2 separate regions of the Mus musculus genome follow, and region 2 is linked to region 1. A link is a loop called in an ENCODE intact Hi-C map of the cell type or tissue named here. Cell type or tissue: heart. All regions are shown on one strand.

Region 1 (8,000 bases):
GAAATAGGCATGATGACCCTAAACAGGTATTAATTTCCTGTTTGGATTTCAGAAAGGCTCCCGGCCTGATAAAATTTAAATAATTCACAGAAATCTATTCTGTAAACATTCTGTCCTCTTTCCTTTTCTTCATAAGTGAATCTATCAGTCAGGGTAGATTAGGCCCTGCTGCTGTAACAAAGAACCCTAAACTCTAGGTGGCTCTTTGCCATAACAACTGGTTACTTCCCTGGCTGTGTTCTGACACTTGAGCCACGGCTGGCTCTGTCTGCCTCTTTGTTCAGGATTCAGGATCACTGTGCAATGCAGGCTACACTGCTGGTCACAAGACCACATTTGAGGTCAATAGCAAAAAAGAAATAAAAAGTTCCTCCAGGCTTCAGTGGCAGGCACGTGGGTGGCCATGCACCAACCCATCTTGCTGACCATGAGGTCTGAGATAGAAGCAAGTTTTGCCGAGATGCCGTTTTCCCATGGACTTTGTAGCCAGATCTCTCTATATAAAGTATGAAGCAGGTACTACATCTCTGGCATAGATGTATTTTTGATTCTGAAATCTCCCAATGGTAAAACTTGATAACTTCCCCCATGTCTGTGAATGAGAATCCTGACAATACCTACTTGGAACTCCTTTAGGAGGGTGTGTATGGCAGTACCTAAATGTTGAGCTCAATGATTGACAACAAGATACATCAGACACTGAGACGTTTTGAACATCTTTCTCTTTATACCATGGTCCATTTTGCCACCCATAATATCCCATCCTGCTGTCTGTACCACCAGAATGTTTTGTTTTGTTCTGTATTTAGAAGCATACAGATCTCTGCAGTCTAAGCCCTCAAGTATACCCCCGTGTGCTATGTTCTACCCTAATAAACATGGATGTGCTGTCTATGTTTGAGATACTGACAGCTCTTTCAGGGAGCTATGTGTGGATAACCCTCTTTGGCATCCCCCAAGCTGCCCTCTATTCTGCCTGTGAAGGAAACTTTTACAAAGGAATAGGGAGGGAGGGAAGGAGGGAAGGGTTGAGGGTCGGAGGAATGAGTCCTTAGCCAAAAACATAGAACCAGTCAGTAGCAGAATAAGGAGCAGGCCTCTCATTAGTCAGCAAACTCATTTACATCACAACTCCCCTGGGCCTCTATCCCAAGGATGCTTCTGTCCATTCCCACAGGCCAGAGACACGACAGTCTCACCTTCTTCCTCAAGTCTGGGATCAAGGGACAGCTGAGCAGAATACCAACACATACAAACAGAAATAAATAAAATAAAATTTAAAAAAGCCAACAGAAGCCTATTTCAGATGTCCTTCCCCCAAAATAAGAAGGGCTGGCCATACCCCCGGGGCAGTTCCCACTCTTAACATTTGGTTCAATGATGGGAGATAGGCCTGAGCCTGAGATTCATCTCCGCACATAGCTTCTGCTGGTGGACAGGTCTGTGCTCATCGATTGGGCTTCACCCCTTTCCTTACTTTCATCTCACTCATTTTCCTCTTTGCTCAAAGAGTTGTCTAGGAAGTGACTCGCATCCTCTGAACCTAAGGACCTCAACCTTGAACAGCTTTGTTAATGATGGTGATAGTGGAGGTACCCCTAGCAATCGCAATATCAACAATAATAAAGAACTACAATAGAAACACACACACACACACACAAAAGTGTTAAAGAGGTTGGAGAGAAGACATCCTTGAAAACAAAGCCCGAAGTCATGAGTATCCCTTCTATGCTCAGTAAGATGCCGGTCCTGTCTAGTGTCCTGAAGCTGACAGTGGCAATATACCCTGTACCTGGGAGTGACAACCCTGAGCAGCACCGGAGGGAGCAGTTCTGAAGAGCAGTTTCACACGGGTAGGGCATTGGGGAGGTTGTCATTATTGCCTGCCAGGACCCATTGCTTTTTCATAGACATGAGCATCTAAGCTTTGTTAGGCTGGGGCCCTCCACTGCCCCTGAGAAGCTGGCAGTACCTGTCTCAGAACTCGGGGACCCTCCTCCACAGACCCAGCAGCAGCTGGCTCCAGGCAAGCTCCGGTAACCCAGCGGTATCGGGTTTTTTTTTTTTTTTTTGAAAAAATCATTTTAAAACAGCTAATTCCTTGGCTCCCTTCACCTGGTAATTACAAATCAGAAGCTATCGTTATCTTGAAGCAACCACGATTACTTCTCATTTCCTGACCTCTGTATGGTGAAAATATGTCATTATTTGAGGCAATAGAATCTGGTCTCTTCAAGTAAGTGACCTACATATAACAGATAAACTGCAGGAGAAAATTAGGTGTTACCTCGACGGAGAGAGTACAGTAAATGTCACTTACTCTTATTAGTATTTATCATCTGGGAAAGTTGCGACCGTTGGGCCTTGCACCTCATGGAAATGGAGAGCCAGAAAATGTGGCTTGAGGTGGAGAAGCCTGTGAGAGAAAAGCAGACACGGACTCTCCCAGGTACCTTGCCATCTTAATCTGCCACCATCAATCTAAGCTGCATTGTGTGAAGATGGGTTTTTAACCTTAATAGAATAGAGCCTGACTTTAAGTGGTGGTAGGCATGCAGAATTAATTGCTATGTGAACAATTTCCTAAGCATTGTTAATTGTGTTTCCTGTGGTTAATTGTTTCTCCCATCCCCACCTTCAAACTCAGAACTTTCCTGTCAACAGCCCTTTCTCTCCTGCGGAGCTACTACGAATGTGGCAGCAGGCATCAACCTGTGCCCATTGAAATGCCAGACAGACAGGGCACAGTTGTTGTTTGCGTGGGAAATATACAGGGGATGGATTCCTTATTTATTTACAAAGGAAGCGTTTCTTAGATGAGGGCCTGGAAAGAACAGAGGTGTTTCCCTCCCCCTTGGTAACAATACAACCAGGATCCATCAGGGAGAGATACGGACACTGAGTTTTCTAAAAATCACTCTAGGTATCTGCACAGGCTAAGTGACAAGACCAGAAGGCTGCCTGGAGGCAGAGGTGGCAGCGTACATGGAAACCAACCTCTGAATGCATGCCTGTCTCCTGAGAGCAAGTGCTTATGGGAATCTCATCTGTGTCTCATGCCGTACTTGGGGGAAACAGAATATGCTGTGTTTGTTTTGCTTTTTTCTGGAAAAGGCTCTACCACTATTACACATATGCACACACATTCATGCACACATATGCTCACACACACACCTTAAGCATTTTCACAGTGTGCTAAAAAAGATATGCATTCATCATGAATACAGGGAGAAATTATATATATTCAAACTTTGGCACAGTTAGATAGGCATGCTCTAAGTGGGCCGGAGAGATTGCAGATACCTCTGGCTGTGGTGGCATTTTAGGGTCGGTCAAATGGGAGCAGTGTAGCCTTATTTCTGAACTTGACTCACATTTTGAGTAGCTGGGTGAACCCAGCCTTTGCCAGTGCACCTGTCTAAAAGCATTCATGTCAGATGTGTGGCCAAGCAGGCGAGTGATGAGTGACCCCATCCTGAAAGATAAAGACCTATATGCAGCCTCCCTCCTCCACTTCCCACAAGGGGTGCTGCCCCTGAGGCTGGGAACTGCAACAAAGCAGAGACAGAAGCTCTTAGATTGCCACTTTCTATATTTTAGCTAATCCTGACGGCCTGGGGCAAGCCATTTTTGAACTGCAGTTTCCTTAAAAGGCAGTCGCTTGGAAAAAGGCACCTGGCCCTCCCCCTTGACATTTGCATTGCTGAATTATCTATTCATACTTTCATTACTTTGTCTCTCCTGCAGCAATGCATCTGCTCGGACTCAATTGGCAACTCCAGCCGGCAGATGGACACACCTTTAACAATGGCGTAAGGACCGGCTTACCAGGAAACGATGATGTGGCAACAGTGCCATCTGGAGGCAAAGGTGAGGTTACAGCTGCTGCTTGCCCTATTGAGGTCACAGGAAAAGTCAAGGCTCTTGATGGCTGCTACAGGTTTTTTAATCCAAGTCGTGGAAGGCATGTGAAAAGAAAAGAGAAGAAAGGAAAGGAAAGGAAAGGAAAGGAAAGGAAAGGAAAGGAAAGGAAAGGAAAGGAAAGGAAAGGAAAGGAAAGGAAAGGAAAGGAAAGGAAAGGAAAGGAAAGGAAAGGAAAGGAAAGGAAAGGAAAGGAAAGGAAAGGAGAAAGGGAAAGAGGAAAGGAAAGGAAAAGAGAAAGGGAAAGAGGAAAAGGAAGGGAAAGAAGAAAAAGAAAAAAAACGACTGCCTTTCATAGGTGCCCCTGTTTAAAAGCTGTTTGCTGTTCCTGTCTGTTAGCTGTGTTTGGCTGGAGTCACTTGGATCTGGCAGAGCGCCTGCTCCAAGCAGTGTGCATACCTATGCTATCTACAGCAACTGATTTGATGTAGCATGCCTGAAAGCATTCCGGGGCCTAAGCAGAAGCAGCAGCAGCAACAGCAGCAGCTGGAGCAGCGGCAGCAGCAGCAGCAGCAGCAGCAGCAGCAGCCAAAACCTGCCTGATCAGAAGGCAGGAAGCAGCTGGCAGTACAGGCCACTAGTCTGGGTCCTTCTCCCACAAGGATAGATACAACCTCCCTGGGGAGTAGTCTCGCCTGGCTCGCCTTGAAAGAGACAGAGCTGTTCTGCTTTGGGAAAGAATAGAAAGGACTTTTGACAACTTGGCAACAAAGCTTCCCTTTTTGGGCCGGGAGGAGGACAATAGGAGTGTTCATTGAGGCAATCAGGCGACTGTATTCGCGTAGGGGAGAAAAATAGGTGCTAACAAGGTGCTAAAAAAGCAGAGAGAAAAAAAACACAGAACCATGGGGAGGTGGGGACAGGAGCAATTAAAAGACAAGAGCAGCCAATGGCACAGCTAACAGGGCTGGCATTTGGTAATCTGGTGGCAGTTTGAGTGATTCGGATGGAAATCACATAAGCAAGGGATTGTATCAAAAGGGCTTCTCCAAACAGAATTTTTCAGTCCATTTCAGAGAGAAGGGTGGGGAGAACACCGCCGGAATATTTCAAAGAAAAAGAAAGGATAACTATCACATATCCAACATAACATAGTGTAACTTCAGCTCCAAGAGCAGGAATCTCATCTCTGAGAAATTCAGGCCCAGAATGTTCTAGAAACTGATCCAAATGAAACAGGATAGGCACAAACTTGAATTCGGGACTGTGTAATATGCATCTTCAGACAGGACGTGGGCTTTTCCTCTACCTGTGCTTTCTCCCGAGGAGACTCCAGAATTCCTCAGCCTTGGCTGTGTGTTACTTACCCTAATACGCTAATGGTCTCCCCGGGGCTGTCCTACACCTTTGGGTAGGACTCCTCGGCCTTTTCATTCAGTCTTTAAGAAACGCTCTTCCCATCCGTCATAATCTTAACGCTAAATCATCTTTAAGTAAGCATGAAAAAGTTTTATCTAAGGATGAAATGATACGCTTCCCATTATTATGTAGGTGAAACTAGATCTCAAAATAACTAACTGCCCACATTCTAACTGCCCACATTCTGCTTCAGCTGACCACAAAGCCCAGTGACAAATTTATTGCCCTCAGTTTTAAAATCTGTTCACCTCTAGTACTTGACCTCACTCCTTCCTTTTCTCCTTTACAACAATGGCTCTCATTTTTGCCCCTTGGGAGACATTTGGCAATGACTGAAAAGGGTTTGTTTTTGGGTTTTTTTTTCTTTTCTTTTTTTTTTTTTTTTTACTGTCACAATTGGAAGAGGTGCAACTAGTGGGTTAAGGCCAGGGGTGCTGTTAAATGACAGCCAGTACACTGGCTAGCTCCCTCCCTGTGGTGAAGAATTACCTCGGTTTGGAGGACCAACAGGATGGCTCTTAGAAGCCCTGCTTCATGGGGTCTCTGCTACATTTACCCGCTGCTGTTCTTTAGCCCACAAGTCAACAACCAAACAAACTTAGAATGCACATCTGAAAGTGAAGATGCAGATCATCCCATCATAGGATGTGGAGATGGGAGGGCTCTGGAGTTGTATATAGATGCTTTTGAAACAGTACCCTGAACCCAGGGATCTTCACAGGCCCCCCAGAAATGAAAATAGCCCCTTTTTCTTTTGTCTCCATTTCCCAACCCTACTTCCCTTTAACATCCCACACCATCACAGCCAGACAACTGAGGAAAACTCCCCTTCGAGAACAAGTCTTAGGAATACTTGTCTCTAAGGCAGCGGTTCTCCACCTTCCTAGATGCTATGACCCTTTCGTACAGTTCCTCATGTTGGGGTGACCCCAACCATAAAATTATTTTCACTACTACTCCATAACTGTAATTTTGCTACTGTTATGAATCACGCTATAAATATTTTCAGAGATAGAGGGGTTGTGACTCATATGTTGAAAACCACTGCTCTAGGCTAACAAATAGGGACATCTTTTTCATTGTGATCTGGGGAGACCAGAATCTTAGACTTTCCTGTGTGCATTAAAATATAGAGTCCAACTTGTATAACACCACTGGCTTTGGTATTTTCCAAATGAATTGTGGGATGGGGAGGCTGTTTGCTAAAGCATTGTCCTGTGGGTTTTGCCCACTGGCCTTTATAAAAAGGGTGCAATTTCAAAATTGCCTTAAATTAAAATAAAACTCAATGGCTTTGCTTTCCAAATGCCAAAAAAAAAAAGCAAAAACAAAAAAAAAAAAAAACAACAAAAAAAAAACAATGCTCTGGCAATGAAGGGAGATGCTGGATTGCCTCTTTGAGGTTAAGGGAATTCTTGTAAAATGACAGGAAAGATTGTTAATGTCCTTGAGTGACTTGAGATTTAAATTTCTGGACCTAGTGACCTCTCCGTCCCTCACTCACCAATTCCATACATTTAGATAACCCAAATCAATTCCCATCGACCACTTTCCCACTGTTTCAAAGAGACAATCAAGACATATTGGCAATAAGTTAATTAAATAACACCCCCTCAATTTTTTGTGGTATAGGATAATCCTTCACTCCGATGTTTTAATCAAGATTCACCACACATTGCCAGGGAGGTTAATCTTATTAAGCAATTACTGGGTAAGTATCCAGCAGGAGCAAATTAAAATGTAAGCAAAACACGGGCATGTGAGTCCCATCTAAGATGGTCTATCGATAGAGATTTCATTAGTTGGTCTTCAGGAGTATTTACATTGTGCAGGTTTGGGAAGGAGTCTAATAGACAGGACAGCCTCCACACTCTGATACGGTGGTGGAAACAGAGCTCTCCATTCATTAGTTAGGAGAGAGTGTTCTTGGGGTTTCATCTTCCTCTTCCTTATCCATTTACAGTTGTTCCTAGCTTATCCTTCCCTCCCCCACCCCCCGCCGCACACACACCCTCTTTCAATTAAACTTTACCGTGGATGGTCTTGGTTTCCACATTGAAAAGAAGTTGCTCTTGGACTGCCAGGATCACTCACCATCTCGTGTGTATTTCTATGTTCAAAGGAATGAACTCATACATCTTCATTAGAGGGACACAGAGTGCTTTCTCTATAGATCTGAGCTTAGATAAGCCTTAAGAATGAAGATTCGATATAGTATTCTGACCTGGTCAGATAGCATAAAGGGAGTCAGCTTGATTGCCTGGACCCAGAAACAAAGTATACGAGAGCTTTGCCAGGGCATGTCACTGGCTCCGGGTTTGTGCACTGATCTTAAGAAAGAATATACTCTCAAGTAGAATTTCATGGATCATTCTCAAAAATCCATCAGTCATTTTACCTTCCTAGTATCCTCTGTGTCACTGAGGTTAGCAAACCATATCTCATGGACCAAATCTGCCTGACCACCCACTGTGATGATCATTTCTATTGGTGCGTAGCTATGCCCATCAGGCCGTGGAGGCAAACAGGTGCGGCAGACTGGACGGTCTACAAAGACAAATTTGCAATTTTACCCTTTAATAATAATAATAAAAAGTTTATGATTTTCCTATGTCATTCCCAACACTCATTTCCACTTCTATTGAACCTTCCCTATACCCAAATTATGTGTAGTCCAAGGCCCCAAAGCCTCTGTTTCTCTTTCTTCATCAAGTGCTGAT
Region 2 (8,000 bases), 160 kb before region 1:
ACAGGTGATCCAGTCATGTAGATAATCAGAGTTTGATTTACATCGGAAAACCCCTGTGCATACACACTTGCACATGGGCAAGACCATAGAAGCTCAACAAATGACACATTGCAGCTACCTCTTTGCTTTGTAACTATCAGTTCAGTGCTGTTTTCTGTACATTTGCTGGGGAACTTTGTGCTCATTCAAAAAGAAACTGGAGAAACAGTTGGGAATAAAGAGCATCTGCCATGATCTGGGAATCAGGCTGGAGCCTGCCACCTGATTAGCTGCCCACCCATACTAAGGCTTTCTGTAAGGTAACAGAGTCCACAAAGGGAGCCGCATAAGTTCCAGCTCTCTCCCCTGTACTTTGGAACCTGTTTGTATCCACACAGATGGTCTCTGTCAGTTGGAATAGTCAGGGGCAATATGCATCCTAAGTGAACAAACTTAGCAAATGACCTAACAAACAGGGAACAGCACACTGTCTGACTCAGGGCAGAGCTAGTGATTCTGAAATTCTCCAAGTAGTGATGGCTACCAGGAAGCAGAACAGAAGGAAGTACCAAAGCACAATTAAGGAATTAAGAGGTGTGGGAAGATAATGGGAGTCACACAATTCTATGATGCATAGTTACAGTAAACGAAGCAACCCCAACACTTACACCGTGTTGTGACTCTTCCTCTATTGTCAGTATTTGTGGATATTAAAAAGCTCTGTTGGCTGGACTGTATGAAATGACTTCATGCTAAACAAAAGTCCCAGAAGTTCATAGAAAGAATGATTCCACCTATCTGGCTCCTGGAAAACTTGAGGTGGGACCTTAGCTCCACCTCAGTCACTCGCTCAAAAGAATTTTTAAAAATTGGCTCACAGCCATTCTTGTTCTTCAACATCCAGTTCCAATTTGCCTCAGTAGCACACACTTGAAAGCCCTTTGATTACGTTGTAGCAATCTCTCCCTACCTGAGTCCTGCTACTAAGCGGATGTCAGCACCGAGTACACAGGACCCAGTTGGGACCATCTGCAGTCAGAAACCTTAAAAGAGGACAGAGAGTATCATCACTGCAAACTTCAGAACAATTGACAGTGAAAACCTGGAGCTCTATAGGATAATAACTGCTACGTGTGGTTCAAACACAGGTTCAACTTGAGATTCAGGGGGAAGCCCTGAGATCGGGAGGAGCTATACCTTGGAAGTATCTCTCTTGCATACATTTCCTACCCTCTATGTAACATTATCATTACTATTTATTATTGTTGTTTATTGTTATTGTTACCATCACCATATCACCATGCTGTTTGGGCAAGCACCATGAGGATACAAGGTGGATTTGGGAAAAAGAAGCCCAAGGGCAAGCCCAGCTCTGGACATTTTCTAACTGTTGAACTCAGCCTCTTTGTTTCTGCTTCTTCGTCTATAAAATGAGAATATTCTATTCTCATGTTTTATGGGAATATGTGGTCATTCTAGCATAATGAGATTGTTTTGAGGATTAAGAAATATTATGCAAGGAAACAGAGCATGCCATGAGTGACCGAGCAATACCATGCAATAAGCAGTGATAGTTACAATGGTGGTAGTTATAGCCTCATTGTTAGAACGTCTATGAGAGAATTATTGATTCAACGCTGGCATTGATTCTGATAAAGCTCCATGGCACTCAGTCCAAGCACCTGACAAAAATGCCATGTCTTATAGTGCTCCCCAACAGCTATGAATTTACTGAACTCTTCAAATTATTCCATTTACCCATTGACAATGGCAAGGATGGTTCACGATCATTTCCATTGTGTTATTGGGTAAGAAACTTAATATTTAAATTTTAAGGATGCAGAGATGCCTCAGTGGCTGAGAGCAGATATTCCAGAGGACCCAAGTTCAGTTCCTAGCATCCACATTGGTCAACTCAACTGCAACTCCAGCTGAAAGAGATCTTACACCCTCTTCTGACTTCTATGAAACATTTGTAGAGACACATAAATTTCAAAACCTCAAACTCACTTAAACTTCTTTTATCTTCAACTTTGTGTCACCTCTGTCCTTCCAAAGGGCACCATTCTGACAGTAGTTTGATGCCTCCTTACGACTGTTCCTTCCATTCTCTCTCTTCAGAGTCACTTGCATTTTCTTCAGAGACTTGTTCAAGCTTCCACTCGTTCAGGGATCCTTATGCAATTTTTAAACCCTGACTCCTGCCAAAACATCTCCTTCTTCGGCCCTGATGGTACCCTATTTTAGTGCATTCCACCATCCTGTTTCTTATCATCTGAACCCCCTCTGACTCCTCACTAGATCTGAGGGCAGAATGGTGGACTCCTTAGGACTCAAAACAACTGCACATGCATTGGTTGAACCAAAACCATCCATCCAGGGTACCGTATAGTGCAGTTAATAATAATAAATCAGGAAATACAGTTATGAAAGCAGCAGCAAGTGCTGGTATCTAGCAGAATGTCTGAGTGCACCTCTGTGTGTGCAATTCTTCAGGAAAGTGTAACTTTTCAGGCATGAACACCTCTCCGAATCAAACTGTTCATCTGACTCTCCAGTTTCCCTCCACATCTCAGTTTCATGGGCTGCTTCTCCTGGCTCATATTCCTTAGTTTCCTTGCAAACAAACCACACAGGCAACAATTAAAATGACCCTGTGCACAGTTGGCAGAATGTGTAGACAGAAATTGTCATTGCTCAAGAGTCAGTGTGAGGAGCCTGCTGCCAGTGAGGAAGAGGTTCCGACAGCCATCCATATGGAAGGGACCTTCTTTGCCTAAGGTCACCTCCAGGTTATTCCCCACTCTCCTAGACTGACTGCTGTTCATTATGGCATAGGGCATCCCTGCTTTACCTAACAGGAAGTCCTCCACAATATCCAAATAAACCATGTGATGCAATGAATGATCAAACCACTGGCATGCCAATGCAGGCTCTGTCTGTCCATCTGGTTTCATCTCCTACCCTAAGCTAAAGGATTTGGTTTTTAGTATGGCCTCTTGATTTGTTCACTGGGGATACAATTTTGAGTACCAGGTACTAATAAGGTCTATGAGGATACTGAAATGGGCTGATGGGCTAGAGAAAGTAGTTCTTGTTTGAAGCATGCAGACATGGAGAGCTTCACTGAAGAGAAGCTGAAGTCTTGAGAATACTGGCCAGGCAGTAGAAGCAGGAAAGAAAGTAAGAAAGAAACTCTTTGCAAAGGGGGAGTAGTTTGACATGTTCATGCAGAGGAAATAAGAATGCCTGTTCACTGGAGAATAAAGAGCCATGTGGGAAGGGTGTCCTCTTGGTAAGGGAGGTGGGTGAACACCTATGATCCAGAGAAGGTAGGATAAGCCCAGAATCACAGGGAGGAGAGGTAATTATTTCTTCCCTCATACAATGGAAAGCAATTGGAGGGTATCAAGAGGATATGAGCTGATTTCGACCTGGGAAACGTCATCTCAATTGCTATGGAGAAGAGACAGGGTCAAGGGAGAGTTGGTGGACTCTCTCTCAAGAGTATAAACAGGAAGACCAGCAAGGAGATGGCTCAGGGAGAGATGGGGAGGACTTGGAATCATAGCAAAGGAGAGAGAAAAAACTAAACTTTTTCTAGACGGATTTCACTCAAATGGATGCCCTTTCTGAATTATATTCATAAAGTATGAAGTATCATACAAGCAGTGGTAATGCAGTTGAGCTGGTTAAGAAACACCATAACCGTTCTGAAAAGTGCATCTGGAACATTAAAAAAAAATACATATATACATATATATTTGTATTGTGAGCTGGTTTCAATGTAACTTTCTTAAGATGCTCTCATGACACTCATTGCTGACCTTTGACCCCTCTGTCCTCTTTCCCAGGTCGTCCCATTCCACCTACATCCTCGTCTAGCCTCCTCCCATCTGCTCAGCTGCCTAGCTCCCATAATCCTCCACCAGTTAGCTGCCAGATGCCATTGCTAGACAGCAACACCTCCCATCAGATCATGGACACCAACCCTGATGAGGAATTCTCCCCCAATTCATACCTGCTCAGAGCATGCTCAGGGCCCCAGCAAGCCTCCAGCAGTGGTAAGGAAACTCTGTGGTGTCTAATTGTGTGGTGTTTTGTGCTTGACATTTGTGAGTCTCCAGCAAAATGACAACTATTGAAACAAAGGCTGGGAGAAAGTGGTGTGGGGAGCACCAAGGTGAAACGCATTTGTCATTTTGTGGCGTGGTAGTTCTAAGAGGCGTCTGTTGAAGGTCACCGCCGTTGGAGAGGTTTTCCTGGTTATAACAGGCTCTGGACCTCCTTCTGAGGGAGGAATTTGCCCAAGGCTACATGTGAAAGCATGCAGGACTCAAAGGTGAAGTGTGGGGAGACACTGGAATATTGAATTTTGTATTACTATGGTTGTGGTCATAGCTGAGTGACCCTGGACACCCTCACATGCCCCATCCCTGTGCCTCCCAGTTCTGCTGTTTTTTATCATTGGCTTCTGACTTCCCCTTGCTTGTTTCATATGGTTTTGTGATGAAAATGTGTTCCCTTGACATGAATACTGAATTCCATGCCAAGACTGAAGTGTTTGGGGTATGACCTCTCTGTGACCTTCTGCTTGTGCCACTTCACTTGAATTTAATGAGCTGATCATGAGGCACTGTGATAAACACAGCTTCTAAATTCAGAGCTCTTGTTTGGGTTTTCTTGTTCACAGAACAGAGGGACCGAACACTAGGTTCTGCTCCACTTTTGAGGATTTTGTGCCTCAACTCCTACTCTCCAAGTCTTAGAAAGAATTGGCCCAAGTGCAGCAATAATCAGGCCTTATTTTGGATTCAGTAATTGGTAGACTGTTCACCTGAACATAAGAATACAGAAGAGGGCGCAGTTACCTAGGGATTCAGTATCCATGTCCCGGGGGATGGGGAGTATGGTACTAATTACTTGCACTTGACCCAAAGCTTTGGCACTGCCTTCTGAGCTAACTGCTCATGATATTCATTAACACAGATCATCAAAAGCAATAGAGATGCCAAGAATTCTCCCTGCGAAGATTTCTCTGGCTCTATCCATGAATATAAGCTACCAGTGGTCTCAACCTCACCAATTATAGGGGACCTCCTAAGTATATTAAGATGATTCATTTAGCAAATGGACCAATCAAATGCTACTTATGATGGCCCATGCCCTTCTTCAAAGCCAGGCCTGATATATTTAGCAAACTCATATTCTTTTTTTTAAAAAAAAATTATCTAATCAAATCTCTCATCAAATGAGCAATCCATTGTTGATATTATGAAGGCCTTTAATCTACCATAAATCTTTATTAGAACTCATCAGAGCTTCTAGTTTGAGAGAAATGTGATTATGGCACTCTTAAAATGACATTACATCATCGGGGTGATTGGTTTATCATTTGGAGAAGAGACATCAATCATAACTAACATAACCACACAGTAAATGAATTCAACCTTTCTACCGCGGAACAATGACACCGTAATTGCTCAAAATCAGGCTTAAAATGAAATCGGAAAATGCTCTTTCTTCAAATATGATGTTAACTTAATGGAATATATTATGAAAAATCATGTTTGAGGAAATTCTATATAATTAAAAATATGTGGAAATATATTTCCTTTTTTCTTTCATCAGAACCTGATTTTAGCTTCAGCACTATATTTTCTCTCTCTTTTTTCTTTTTTTTCTTTTTTTCTTTTTTTTCGACAGAGATTATGTTGCATTTAATTGAACTACCCTCGCCTGTGTTTTGCTACTTTTTATTTCATACTATGCAACCGTGATGAATATTGTATTATGAAGGACAAGAGGCTTTTGAAATGATGTGCACCTGCTGATAGCTTTTCAAAAACAGACAATTATTAAAGAGAAAATGAGCTTTTAGAAGCGGCATCCTTTTATGCATGTATGGATACCCAAGCAAAGATGACTTCCATAAGCGGGGTCAGCTGTTATCACAGGGACATCCAGCATGTTTTCTTAGTGACAGCACGCAGAGCAATTCCTTCCCTTTTGGATGGTGGGTGTATCAGCTTGTTGGTTGTCAATAGAGGATTTTTGTTGTTGTTGTTGGCTTTGTATAGAAATCAAGAGCTCATCATTTGGGTGGGCAGAACAGATCTATAGATTTAGAGCCAAACTTACTCGCTTTTCATCAGCTACACCAATTTGTTCAGCTTGCTTCAAAAACTGATAGTGATTTTAGCTTCACTGAGAGAAGGAAATGGCACCAAAAGGGCAAAGGTCCATTTTCATACCAAACAAGAGCCATGCTCACACTATTTCTCCAGCAGAGGGGTGAGAACCTCATTGAATGGCCGCCTTGTTTCCAACAGCCTCTTATCAGAGGGTGCGCTGAGGCTCGGACAAGCAAGGAGTCATCCAACGCGCTTCACTCTTGCTCAGCTAAAATTGAGAGCATGCCCAGTTGGGGTATGTGGGCACTTGAACGTGTATATATGTCTTGTGGAATGGATCTGGGGTCCCGGGCAAATTGGAGCTTCTATCAAGATCTGAATGCAATTGCCATGAATTTAAATTTGACGTAAAGGATTGAAAATGGAGTTTGACACCAAAGATGCAGAGTGCAGAGCAGTGCCTGAGTGTTTTCGATTGGGTTTGATGAAAGTGGCTGAGTTTGTCAGGTGCTGTAGGCACCAGCACTGGGGCCCCTGTGTTTGGGTATGTTAAGTTTAGCCGGTTAATCATGAAGAATATCTTTAAGTTGGTCCTTTGGCAATGACAGTGGAATCTTAAAACCATGTAGCAGTTCAGACTTTGTTGGTTTTTTTGCCCCTTAGTTAAAATACCTTCCAGCATATAGAGTCCATTCACAACAGGAAAACATTATTTCTTGCCTTCCTCTTACTGTTTCCATGGTTTGATAATGGCATTAGGAGAGTCACAGTACACATTTCCTGCCTACCATGACTCTGTTTTAAAGAGACACACTGGATATAAAATACAGGAGCTAGAATGTTTTTTTCCAACAGGAAAACCTCTCGAAGCAACAACCAAGTTTAACCTTTATGCACCAACTGTCATTATTTTTTGACTATACTGCATTCTTTACTGCATGGTACTCAGATTGCCCCAACTTTGTAGCCAAGTTGCTCTAACTCTCTGTCTATGCCTCTGTCTGTGCCAATCAAATAGTATAGTTGGAGAGATGATTCCAGAACTGGATAAATCCAGCCCCTGAAACCTTTGTTTCCCACTAGCTGAGCTTGGGCCAGGGCCTCACCCTGTGTTTTTGACCTTCTGCCAGAGCAGTTTAGCACCAAAGCTATTTCTTGTATATACAGCAGTATAACTTCAGATCCTATGAAATCACTCATCTGGAAAATAACCTAGATCCCAGCAGCAGCAGAAAGGACGCTTCTACATCTGGAAAAGCAGGGCTCACTTTCAAATCAGTATATCAGCTGTGCGTTTTGCTGTCAGCATAGGAATAAAATATACAGGCCACAGTCATGCACTCACCAAAAGACCATGCTTGCCCCTCTCCTGTAGAGAAAGTTGAGTTTTGATTCTCCATAGAGGTTTGGAGGACTTATCATCAACATCACACTACACATTAGAAATAAGAGCAAGGGACACTGACAAGAACCTTTCAGGAAGTCCTCAGCAACAGAGATGAGCCATCCAAAGATGGAGAGGAGAAGTCTAAGTTTGCATTGGGGAAAAGGAGATATGCCCCAGCCCTTTTGTAAGACAGCAAGACTTTGGCTCATTCTAAGTGGCGTGCTATAGTGTGCAAGTCTCAGTTTGTATATGAGGGTCTCCACGTGTACTCACCTGCTTATGTATGTCTTCTTTACTTGGAGGGGGTGATACATGTGCATGTCTGTTTGCACACACGTAGAAGCCAGAGGTCAGCTTTAGGTGTCATTCCTCAGGTGGTGTTCACATTATTTCCTTAGTTGGCCTGGGGTTCACCACATAGGCTAGCTGGCTGCAGAGTGAGCACGAGGGATCTACCTGTTTCCACTGCCAGTACTAGGATTAAAGGCATGCATCTAAGC

The links. Peaks named below come from ENCODE experiments on the same cell type or tissue, not always from the same donor. Only the 100,000 strongest peaks of a DNase experiment are listed, where the experiment ranks them.
Region 2: a loop joins it to region 1, with 2.1 times the contacts of the local background. A loop is called at or near these places in 2 of 42 quality-filtered maps.

Annotation. Positions count from the first base shown.
Region 1 is chr11:36,217,278-36,225,277 of GRCm38, reverse strand. Tenm2 (teneurin transmembrane protein 2) reads left to right here. Exons shown (of 29, transcript NM_011856.4): 6 at 3,748-3,870. Among named protein-coding and RNA genes, the nearest start is that of Gm46251, 57 kb to the right of the region's middle. In heart, a CTCF peak has its summit at 3,854 (motif pointing left); no DNase peak of the experiment used is centred here; H3K4me3 peaks cover 479 bases; H3K27ac peaks cover 720 bases.
Region 2 is chr11:36,381,162-36,389,161 of GRCm38, reverse strand. Tenm2 (teneurin transmembrane protein 2) reads left to right here. Exons shown (of 29, transcript NM_011856.4): 3 at 3,834-4,043. All of the region lies in intron 1 of Gm33585 (a long non-coding RNA gene), which reads right to left. Among named protein-coding and RNA genes, the nearest start is that of Gm33585, 27 kb to the right of the region's middle. In heart, a CTCF peak has its summit at 4,826 (motif pointing right); no DNase peak of the experiment used is centred here.